Regions from separate parts of the Homo sapiens genome. Here region 1 is linked to region 2. A link is a contact called in ENCODE Hi-C or POLR2A ChIA-PET data. All regions are on one chromosome and are shown on one strand. Each heading gives the region's core, a stretch centred on a gene start or an enhancer-like site at or near the end of the contact. The rest is flanking DNA. Distances are from core to core; before and after follow the strand shown.

Region 1 (5,854 bases), core at 3,260-5,759, 1.2 Mb before region 2:
ATAAATGGAATCATATAATATGTAGCTTTTTATGACTGACTTCTTGCACTTAGCATAGTGTTTCAAAGGTCATCCATGTTGGATCCTGTATCAGTACTTCATATCTTTTTAATGTGACATAATATTCCTGTGTGTGAATATGCCAAATTTTATTTATCTCTTCATTAGTTGATGAACAGTTGGGTTGTTTCCACCTTTTGGCTATTATGAATAATGCTGCTATGAACATTTCTAAACGAATTTTTGTGGCAACATGTGTTTTTATTTCTCTTGAGTATATACCTATGAGTGGAATTGCTGGGTTAAATTGTAACTCTGTGTTAACCTTTTGGGGAATGCACAGACTGTTTGCAAAGCAGCTGCATCATTTTATATTCCCACCAGCAGCACATGAGGATTCCAATTTCTCCACATCTTCTCCCACACTTGTCATCTATTTTTAAAAATTATATCCATCCCAGTGAGTGTAAAGTGCGTCTCATCATGGTTTTCATTTGCTTTTCCCTGATGGCTAGAGGGAGATTATTACCATGACTTTCAATGTACAGATGAGGAAACTGAGGCACAGAGAGGGTAATTAATTTATATATCATGGCTTAGTAAGTGTCCAAAATTGTGTGTGTACAACAGTACATGCAGAAGGAAGTTCGCTGCAACACTATTTGTGAAAACAAAAATTATAACTGTATGTTTACTAGCAGGGGTTTATCCCTGCAGAGAACCATTATGCAACTATCAAAGAATGAGGAAGGACCATTCATGCTGACACAGAATGAGCTCCAAGACATGTTGTTAGTGAAAAAAGCCAGCCACAGAATCATATGTACAGCACAAACCTGTTTGTATTAATACATATATGGATTGGAAGGCTCCTCACCAAACTGTTCACAATATCCCCTAAAATAAAAGCTCCATGAGAGCAGGGATTTTTGCCATTTGGTATATGGTGAATGGCTGTATTGCCAACCTTCAAACAGCATAGAATAACAGCTGAATCTGTTGTTAAATGAACAATTCCTTGAGACAGAGGAATGAAAGGCAGGAACATATGTAGATGAACCCATTTTATTCTGCAGATCCATGTCCTCTACACATGAATTCATGTAGTAGTTATATTATTTTTGACACAGAAAAAAATAATGAGGAATTCTTGAGGCCTTTAGCAAGAAAAAGATGAGGTCCCCAGAGAGTTGGTATATAACTGAGGAATGGCCTCAGTCTCTTCTGAGGATGCTGCGAGGACCCTCCTGGGCCACAGTGTCCCTCATTTCAAGTGAGTGCAGCTCTCACCCAACTGAGCTCCACCTCTTAGGGTTGAATTGGGGTTGATTAGCTGGTGGGGCAGACACAGGCCTGCTCCTGCCCTGCTGGACATCCCACCCTGATCAATAAGCCACTCTTTCAGTTAACAGAAATCCAATGTTGGGTTGCTAGCAGTGAATCTTGTTTTCATGCCTGAGAAGATCTTAAAAATCAATAAGGATTAGAGGGACATGACCATGTATTGTTCGTTCTATTGTTTTTTCAATATTTGTTTAATTTTTCATTCCAGTTAAGCCCTCTGAAGAGGCCCAAGGATCAAGGGCTTCTTGTGAAACACAGACAGGTGCATACGTCACATCACTCAAGGCTAATGGCAGGTTAGTGAGTTGAGAGACAATTAGGGAAGGGACCAGGAGCTGTGGTTTGACTCTGTTTTTCCAGTCAAGTCAGGATAAAGGAATGATCTCTATTTTATAACAGGTGCAGATTAAAAAATTCAAACAGTGAAAATGGCAAGTTGCACCAAAAGTGAGGATTAGTGGAAGCCAGGAAAGAGATATGTAGGTTGGGTGGACAACAGTCTGCTCCTCACAGTTGAAGGGGATGTTATGGTTCTGATAATGTCTTCTCGATTTTTTTATGAGCAAGGTATCTCCACATTCTCTTACTCTAGCCCTTTTCTCCTGCCAAGAAGGCACAGAGCTAGGTGTTCAGTGGGGTATGGATTGGGCATTGTCTTTGACTTCCCTGACACAACTGTTCAAGTACCAAGTCCTATAGATTTCACTCCAAAATAACTTTCTATTACATCTATTTCTCTCCATCACCACTGTTATTGTTTTAGTTCAAGTCACCATCACCTTGAGTCTGGATGTGTACGGTTGCTTCCTAAGCTGTCTTCCTGTCTTGAGGAAGAGTCCTGCTTCCCTCCACTTCCTTCTCCACACAGAGAGACTAAACTCAAGAGGCAGTGTTGCCTTGCGATTAGGGCAGCGTGGGCTCTGGAGCCAGGATGCCTGGGCTCGAATCCTGACTCTTCCAGATATGTGACCTTGAGCAGGTGACTTCACTCTTCTGTGCCTTGGCTGGCTTCTCTCATAAATAGAGGTGCTAATCTGCACATCCTTGATAAAGTCATGGTGAGGATTAGGCGAACTCATATAGATGAAGTGCTTAAAACAGGGGCTGCCAGATCCTAGCAACTGCACACACGTGAGCCAGCATCTTTCTTTTTTATTTTTATTTTTATTTTGAGACAGAGTCTCGCTCCGTCACCCAGGCTAGAGTGCAGTGCACTGCAACCTCCACCTAACTGCAAGCTCCACCTCCCAGGCTCAAGCGATTCTCGTGCCTCAGCCTCCCGAGTAGCTGGGATTACAGGTGCCCGCCACCATGCCCAGCTAATTTTTTGTATGTTTAGTAGAGATGGGTTTTCGCCATGTTGCCTAGGCTGGTCTCGAACTCCTGAGCTCAGGTGATCTGCCTGCCTTGGCCTCCCAAAGTGCTGGGATAACAGGTGTGAGCCCCCGCACCCAGCTGAGCCAGCATCTTTCTGAAATGAAGCCCCCCTAGTTATGCTGTGGTTGGGACAGAGTCCAAACTTATAAGACTCTATAGGACCTGCCTACCTTTCTCTTCCCATCTCTTGGTGACTCTGCTTCACATTTGACACTCACGTTAAATGTCTTTTTGTTCCTCTAGCAAGACAGGCCAGCAGGCCTACACACAGGCTGTTCCCTCTCTGCCTAGTACATTCTCCCCAAAATTCTTCCCCATCCCCGCTTCAAGGATCACTCTTCCTCAGGTCTTAGATGCTGTTTTCTTTAGAAGCATCCCTCATGCATCAAATTCTGATTAGAGGCCATTCATTGTGTTCCTGTGGTACCCTTACCTCCCATCAATGCGCTTGCTACTTTGTATTTTCCAGTTTTTACTACAAAATATTTCACACAGAAAAGCCAAAAGCACAGTGCAATAACAGTACAGTAAACTCCCATATACTCCCAACAATTGGTAACGTTTTGCCATATTTGCACATTCTCTTTCTGTCTCTCCTTCTCTCCCTCTGTATTTATTTGTTTCCAAGTAAATTACAGACATCATGATATTTCACTCCTAAATATTCCAGCTTGCATCTCCCCAAAAGAAAAAAAGATGAGGGGGTATTCTCCCACCTAAAACACAATAATTTCATCACACCTTAAAAAATTAATAATTCTCTAATATCACTGAATGCTTGGTCTACATTCAAATTTTCCCAGTCATTTTCCAATTCTCTCTTAGGGTCTTCCTGCTCCATTGCATTTGAATTGCTCTTTCATTGGCCCAAGGGCTCTGTAAGGAATGGAAGGTGTCCCCTCTGCTCTCCTCTCCCAGCACGCAGCTCAGGGCAGCCCCTCCGTATGTTTATTAAAAGAAAGGACAACACCCCGACCCCCCATGCCCCACTTCCTCCAGCTGGGAAGGGTCCTCGGCCCCCTACACACACACTGACCCATCATGGCATAGCATCCCTTCTGTAGTTCAAGTCAGAAACCTGAAAGACATTCTAGACCAACCCCTCCCTCAGGTGGCTGCCACTCTCTCCAGCTTAACCCCTCCCCATTCCCATGATCTCAGCCAGGGCTTCGGTTCTGCCCTTCATCTTCCCTCACCCCTCTCCCTGAGCCTTGACGCCTCTGATGCTCAAGTGTGTCCCCGTCCTGCCTCAGAGTTCCCTCTAAAAGACAAACCCACTCTGGTCACAACTCTGCTTCAGACCCTTCTGTGGCCCTCCCAGGGCCCAACCTGCCTACCAAGTTCCAATTTGGAAGCTCCTCCACCTTCTTCCTCCTCCCTCTTCTGACCCCTGCCCTCCCTTGACCCCGGCCTGTGCTTGAGCAGTTCAAAACCATCCATAGATCTCCAAGCACACCATGCTTTTCCATGCCTCCATGCCCTCTCCCTGAATCGCCCGCTTCCAGTGCTTTACCTTTCTCTGAGAACTGGAGAGAAGCTCAGACATCATTTTTCCCAGGGCCCATTCAATGACCTGCCCTTTCCTGGCAGAGAGCCCACAAAAGTCTTGGGCACAATAAATGTTTGTTAAATAATTGCTGAGTGGGTGAACAGAAATATCATCCTCCCCTTCCTCACTGGACGGAGACAGCTGCAGCTCCAGCCCATCCCAGGCCTGTGCCCTGGGCCCCAACTTCAGCCCGGCCCAGCCCAGCCCAGCTCTGCACGGCTGCCAGATGAACCTGACACAGCCTTGGCAGGCAGCCTCTGAACCACTGCCAGGCCCATATGTAGCTTTCCCTTTCCTAAGGAAGAATGGGCAATGACAGGCTTGGGCTTCTTTATTTGTAAAGAAAATAATTAAAAATCTAAACAAAAAAGAGGATTTTTTTTTTCTTTTAAATAGCTTCATATTCGGAAGTCATCTTTAGGTTAAGTACCTCCTGGGAGCTAGAAGGTGAGATGATATGGCCCCTTCTGCCTTGAATAAAATTCTCAGAATGCAATATTGCTGATATAGTTTGAATGTTTGTCTCCTCTAAATCTCATGTTGAAATGAGATTGCCAGCATTGGAGGTGGGGTCTAGTGGGACATGTTTGGGTCACGGGGGCAGATCTTTCATGAATGACTTGGTGCTGCCCTGGTGATAATGGAGTGAGTTCTTACCCTGTAAGTTCACAAGAAAGCTGGTCATTTAAAAAGAGCCTGGCACTCTCTTGCACCCTTTCTCACCGTGTGACATGCTCCCCCCTCACCTTCTGCCATGAGTAAAACTCCCTGAGGCCTCACCAAAAGCTGAGCAGATGCAAGTGCCATGCTTGTACAGCCTGCAGAAACGTGAGCCAAATAAACCTCTTTTCTTTAAAAATTACCCAGTCTCAGGTATTCCTTTACAGCAACACAAAACAGACTAACAGAATTGCTTTTATGCATTTCTACAAAAAAAAAAGATATTTCACTTGTACTTCATTATTCTGCTGATTAAATTATAGTGGGGCAGGGATGGAGGACTTTCAAGCAGTCAAAGACTTTCCTGGGTACACAGAGCTCATCTCACAACATACTTAAGAAAGCTCCTGATGCACCTGTCACTCCTGTTGCCAGCCCCTGCATCACAAGTGGTGCAAGCAGCGATGAAGTGTTTGTCGTTGTTGTTGTTGTTGTTGTTTACCTTTATAGTTTTCTGCTAAGAAGAAAACATTTTAGCAGCACAGACCAAACTCCAGTAGGTAAAAGCTCTAAGAAGCCTGGATGATGAAGGCCCAGAGAAGTAAATAATGAAGTGGGTTAAAGCTTGAATCTCTACTCCCCTCCCCGCCACTCGCTGAATAATCTCTTTTGGGTGAATTCGTTAACCTTTCTGAGCTCCAGATTCCTCTTCCATATGCAGAAGAACTCCTAGGGTTCTTTATGAAAACTAAATGAGATGCTATTTGTGTAGCAGGATGTAAAAATGACTATGGTCTCAGTTCAGGTATTGCCAAGGACAAAAGACATGTTTCAAAGTGAGCTGTGACACTGAGGCCATCATGCAGGGCTGACAAAAGAAGTGGCACGAAACTGGTTTCCCTCTTAACTGACCATCTTCAGCCC
Region 2 (5,868 bases), core at 2,454-4,953:
TCTGAGTCTATGACAATGAGTCAGGAAATAGTTCCTGAATGAATGGAAGGGAATCTGTCATGAACTAAGAATTTCATGCTGTCCAGCATCCCCTCCTTTGTGGGGAAATTTGGGAAAAAACAAATGGAACATTTTCCTACTGGCTGCCAGCCTCCCACACAAGGACTTGTCACCATGCCTTTGCAGCAAGTAGATGTCCAATGTGTAAATGGGGAATACCTGAATTAGTTGATGCTAGCCCCAACAGAGATGAAGCTTTGCCTCTTTGCTCCTTCACATGGGAAAACACAGCTAAAGTTCTAACTCCCAGCAGGGGGCGGAGTCTCTAATGCTCAATTAGAGAGAAGGGAGCAGAAAGGTGTGTGCCAGCCCTAAGACCCAGGGCTCTCAGACGCTCTCCTCTTTCTCAACACCAGGCATGCAATTCCCAAGCAAAGATCCCCTCACCCAGTCTATCATTGTTGGACATTTGGGTTGGTTCCAAGTCTTTGCTATTGTGAATAATGCCACAATAAACATACATGTGCATGTGTCTTTATAGCAGCATGATTTGTAGTCCTTTGGGTATATACCCAGTAATGGGATGGCTGGGTCAAATGGTATTTCTAGTTCTAGATCCCTGAGGAATCGCCACACTGACTTCCACAATGGTTGAACCCTAAAACTTAAAGTATAATAATAATTAAAAAAAAAGATCCCCTCACCCACAGAGACAAGGAGATGCATGTGCATGAAGGACTCATCCCCCCTGGCCTCCACCAAGGGCCACTTTCTTCCTCCTGCACAAGACCCCGAATTCAAGATATCTGTTCCCCAACTCAGAGTTTCTGGGTCCAATGTCACTTAACTACATTTGGCCATTTCTCCACTTTTTGCTTTCCCATACAAAGACTGGACTCCTCCTCAAAGCCTTGCTCCTTTCCAAAGTTTCCTCGTGGTTGTCCAGAGTCCACCACTCCCCAGAATGGGGCAACAAGAGCTCCTTTCCTTCCCCTTTCCTCCTTCTCCCCTTCGCCACCCACACCATGCCCAGCCCCAAGCCCTCTGACAAAGTCATGTCTCCTTTCCAAGTCCCAGTTCCTGCCAAACAACTTTACAAGCACATGAAAGCGAGGGCCGGGGCAGTTATTGCTACTGGCACTTCATTGTACTTCCTCTAAATGATGCTGCGCAAAGGGGCCGTGGAAACACGGGGCAGGAGGGAGACTGCGGGTCTCTGGGAGAACCTCAAGGGTTAGGACAGTGCCAAATATTTGGAAGTGGGGCCTTTTAGAAGGAACGGGGAGACAGGTTGGAAGGAGTCAGGAGTCAGAATGCCCAAAGACAAAGCAGAAGATGGCACTGGTAGGTAACATACAAATAAACTTCCCTAGAGACTATAGGGAAACCACCAGGGCCCTCTTCTTTCAGGCCAGGCCCAGGGCTCTCCCTGATCTCCAGCTTGACTCTTCTCTCCCATCCTGAATGTTTCCACTTTTCAAGGGCTTATTTGAGCTCCAGTCCCTTTTGGAACTTTCCCTAAGGCCTAGAGTCCACCAAAATCCTTCCCTCCCTGAAATCCTTCCAAGTTCGTCCATCTTATACAGTCTAACATATTCTAAGCCTAGGCTTTGGAGCTCAGTGGAGCTGGGTTTCCATCCAGCACTGCTCCTGGCTATGTGAATGCCAGCAAGTCACTTAACGTCTCTAAGCATCAGTTTTCCTCCTGTCAAACAGGCCTGATAACAGGAAGCTTCTTACTAGGCCATTGTGAGGGTAGAATGAGATAACACATGGAAAATATTTAACATAATGCCTGGCACAGTGAAAATATACAGTAAATGGTAGCTAGCACTGTATTCATTTTTTTTTTTTTAACAGAGTCACGCTTTGTCACCCAGGCTGGAGTGCAATGGCATAATCTTGGTTCACTGCAACCTTCACCTCCTAGGTTCAAGCAATTCTCCTGCCTCAGCGTCCCAAGCAGCTGGGACTACAGGTGTGCACCACCACACCCTGCTAATTTTTGTATTTTTTGTAAAGATGGGGTTTCACCATGTTGGCCAAGGCTGGTCTCAAACTCCTGACCTTGGGTAATTTGCTGCCTCAGCCTCCCAAAGTCCTAGGATTACAGGCATGGGCCACCATGACAGGCTGTGTTGTTGCTATCATTATTATTATTATTTCAGCTTCAGTAGTATAAATCCTAGATCCCCAAATCCCCACCTAGCAAAGACCTCTCACTCACACAGAAAGGGAGATGCATATGCACAGAGAACTCATCCTGCCTAGCCTCCACCTAGGGTCACTTTCTTCCTACTGCAGAAAGTAGGAAGATAGAGAAAGCAGAAAGTAATTCAAGATACTTTATACTGGGTACTCAATCTAAACTACCTGGGTGAGACTGTGTGTTTCAATTTCTCAGTACTCCCGTGGAACTGGGTTAATAAATATTTGCTGAGTAGAATTTACTGCATGCAGGCTGAGCTGTCTTAATGACCCAGCTGGCACTTCTTAAAAGAAAGATTAATTTTGGCCAGCGATAAGCAAATCGGCCATGTAATTATCTGTACATACATAGACAAAGAAAGAGAATGCTTGGAGTTGAGCCGTGCTAGAATATACCTTACACGCAGCCCCTCCCCTCCATAGCCACCACAAAGCACTGACCCTGTTTGGATGAGATATTGGAGCCCTAGCTCCAGGGTCCCTGATGTTGCCCTGGTATCAAGGCTCTTCTCTCTGCTCTGAGGCTGCCAGGCAGGGAATATAAGCCACCTTACTGTTGAGATTTCCCCACACTGATTGGCAGAAGCAGGAGGTGGTGAGGACCAAGCAGCTGGTCCAGTGGTTGCCTCTCATATTCATGCTCCCTATCCCAGGCTGGAATCTCATGGAGACCCAAGACCTCACCGCAGAGCTGGTTCAAGCTTCCACAGCGCTAAGGTGGCAGTGACACTGCGGACTGTAAGCTTTGGAACAAGGCTCAGTGGGGAGCTGGGAGAACCCAGGACCCCTTTCTGGAAAACCCATTGCCAGCTAGTCTCACACTTGGAATTGTGATCCCTTCTGTGACCACCTTGATAACAGCCACTCGCCCTGTTCCAGCCCCAGTCTCTGCCCCGCCCAGCTCTGCCCTGCCTAGACACAGCCCGGTGGGGCTTGGCGAGCCCTTGGGCACAGGAGCCTGTTAGTCCAGACAACGACTGTGCGCATCCGGGAGAACGGTTACTTTCTGCCATGTGCTGCAGCTCTAGCGACCTCGCCCAAAACTGCGCGCCGGCAGCCTGCCCAACAAACTTTCTTCTCTTTCTCTTTTTCTTTCAACCAAATGGTGCTTCCACAGACACATTCTCCAACGGTTTAGCGCAAATCCCAGCCCTGCTTTCCGGAGCCCAATGCACTTCGCAGACAGCTCACTTGACTCCAGTCCCCCAGGGCCGACTCAGCCGGAGGGGCTGCCGCCGGGTCCGCGCTGAGCACCCCGCACCCATCTTGCTGCCCAGGCTGCGGCGGGCACTCACCGATCTGCGCCAGGCTCAGCGGCACGAGGCAGAGTCCCCAGGCTGCGTGCCACCAAAACTTGTCCATGGTGTCCGGAGCGAACGGAGGGCGCGGGCGAAAGGAGCTGGAGGATCCCTGGGCGCGGGGCAGGGGCCGGCGGAGGACGGGACGAGGATGGCGGACCGAACCTGGCAGAGGCTGGGGTCCGCTGGGCAATGAGGCTGCCTCGGAAGTTGGCTGCAGTTTTTATTCGAGGTTGAAAACAGTGACCTAAGACGGAGGGAGGGAGCGAGCGAAGGACACACCCAAGCAAGGGGGGCTGTGACTAAGCAGCCCGCAGAGGTTTTAAGAAGTAGCAGCCCTCCCGGGCGGGCCCCTCTGCCCCCGCCCCGTGCTCTGCTGAGGCTGTAAATAATCGGGGCTGCCAGGGACGTGGGTCGGGGAACCTGGAGTGTCGCGGGGTGCCTGTGCCTCCGAGCCCCACTGGCCCCTGCGCCCAGAGACGCACTGGCTTTCTTCTCCCGCTGGCCCCGCGGCGTCAGGACAGAGGATGACCGAACCGTAAAACCTTGCACCATTGGGTTCAGCCTTTGGCCTCTCCTTTCCCGCTAAATTTCTCTGAATCCGGCTGGAGCAAGATCTCTGGGTTTCACAGGATGTTGGATATCCTGGGAGAGGAGCTGGAGAGAGGGCGAGGTCTTGCCCTGGGTGGCGCAGTGCCTCCGTGCCCACAGTGGGGAGTGAGGGGTGGGGAGTTGGTGAATCTTCCAAGTGGAAAGAGGGAGAGCTCATTCTTTTTCCCCTCAATAACAAGTCCACATGGCTTGAATGAATTTTAGCTTCTTGGCAGAACAGCTCAGGGAAAGCTACTGATGGCCTGTCATAGGGCTGGCATTTGGCTCAGCTAACCCATGTGTTCAAGCCAGTGTGAATGGGCACCTCTCTCCACACACATGCTCATTCATCCTCCTAAATATCCTTCCATCCGCCCATCCATCTATCCACCCATCTTTCCTTATGTCCTTCTGGGGCTCTCACATCCATCCATCCTCCTGTCCATCCACTAACCACTTAGGTCCATCTATCATCCCACTCATTCATTCATCCAACCACACACCTTTTAATTTATTCAACCACCTATTCTTCTATTCATCTTCCCATACAACTTCTCATCCATCATTCCACACTTCCTTTTTCACATCTCTTCATAAAACCACAACCATCCACCATCCTCTTCTCCACCCATCCACCCACATATCTGTTTATTGATATATCCACTCATTTCCCATCTGTCCAAGATCAACATATCCACCTATCATTTTATCCATTCTCTCATCCACCCATACGTTCATCTATTATTTTTGCCCCCATTATCCTCCTTTCTGTGTAAACATTAATTCATTTTCTCCCATCTTTCCTACCCAGCAGATCTTAAAGAGAGGAAGAGTTTGTAATATTCTTCAGGGGAAGCCTTTTGAGATTGAAATATCATACTTTGAATGATAACTCTATATCTATCTATAATATACTATGGTTTAATGTTTGGAAATCAAACGCAGTATTTATTTGTCATGTGAACTACTAAAAGTAAATCTGCATGGACTTCTTGCCTGGTGAGTTACACAGAAAATGAAAGTGATTATCAGTGGCTGTGGCAAGATGAAAGGAACCATGCCAGGACTTCTGAGGGAAGGTAAGATTTTGTTATTTATTTCAAGAAATTGAAAAGTTGAGAGAAATGCACCCAGCCATCCCCCTATGCATTCATTCATCAGACATGTAATGAGTGTTGTGGGGTATCGAGGTAAATAAGACCTGGCGCTATCTTCAGAGCCCTCACCCTCTGGTACGGAATAAAACTCACAAGCAGGCCATTACCATGCAAGGTGAAATATGCTGCAAAATGTGTGTGTTTGGGGTGCTACCATTCCTAGAGAAGGGAGTCACACTCTCTCCTGGAGAACACCAGGCAGTCTTCACAGGGGAAGTGATATTTGAGGCAGGCCTCAAAGGAAAAGGAGGAGGAATTCTTCAGATGAAACTACAGGGACAAGTAAGTCATCCACAGGCAGTACAGTGTAGTGACGAACAGCATGGATTCAGGAGCTAGAACACCTAGATCCAAACCCTATTATGGCTGCTTCTTAGTTGTGTGACCTTGCCTAAGGCAATTAGCTCAATTTGCTCAAGTATAAAATGGGCTTAATAATAGTATCTATTATTACTATTACAATTCTATTACTTCATAGAATTGGTGAGGATTAAATGACTCAAAAGCCCTGCATGTATTAAGCCGTAGATTTATGTCTACATATGCATGCAGTAAGCACTTTAAATAAGTGTTTGCTATCATTACTAAAAGCAAAATTGTGTTTGAGCATAGAA

What was found. A loop is a pair of places that touch in the nucleus more often than their neighbours do. ChIA-PET counts read pairs that join two places held with the same protein, here RNA polymerase II (POLR2A).
Region 1: a loop to region 2 is called in a map of sciatic nerve, with 6 times the contacts of the local background. The contact joins the enhancer-like site here to the promoter of CD44 in region 2. A Hi-C loop is called at or near these places in 1 of 168 maps with a recorded cell type or tissue (sciatic nerve). POLR2A ChIA-PET finds 5 or more read pairs at or near these places in 1 of 52 experiments (Panc1).

What each region holds. Positions count from the first base shown.
Region 1 is chr11:36,299,451-36,305,304 of GRCh38, reverse strand. All of the region lies in intron 1 of PRR5L (proline rich 5 like), which reads right to left. Among named protein-coding and RNA genes, the nearest start is that of PRR5L, 6.1 kb to the right of the region's middle. Within about 2 kb of position 4,509, at least 2 of the 41 ENCODE cell types and tissues checked have a DNase peak (open chromatin) inside an H3K27ac peak, as active enhancers do.
Region 2 is chr11:35,137,006-35,142,873 of GRCh38, reverse strand. It overlaps CD44 (CD44 molecule (IN blood group)), which reads right to left and starts at 3,703. Exons shown (of 18, transcript NM_000610.4): 1 at 3,504-3,703. The coding sequence starts at 3,570. CD44-DT (CD44 divergent transcript) reads left to right here and starts at 4,842. Exons shown (of 3, transcript NR_120528.1): 1 at 4,842-5,176. RefSeq lists enhancers at 2,306-2,806, 3,974-4,538 and a silencer at 3,994-4,063.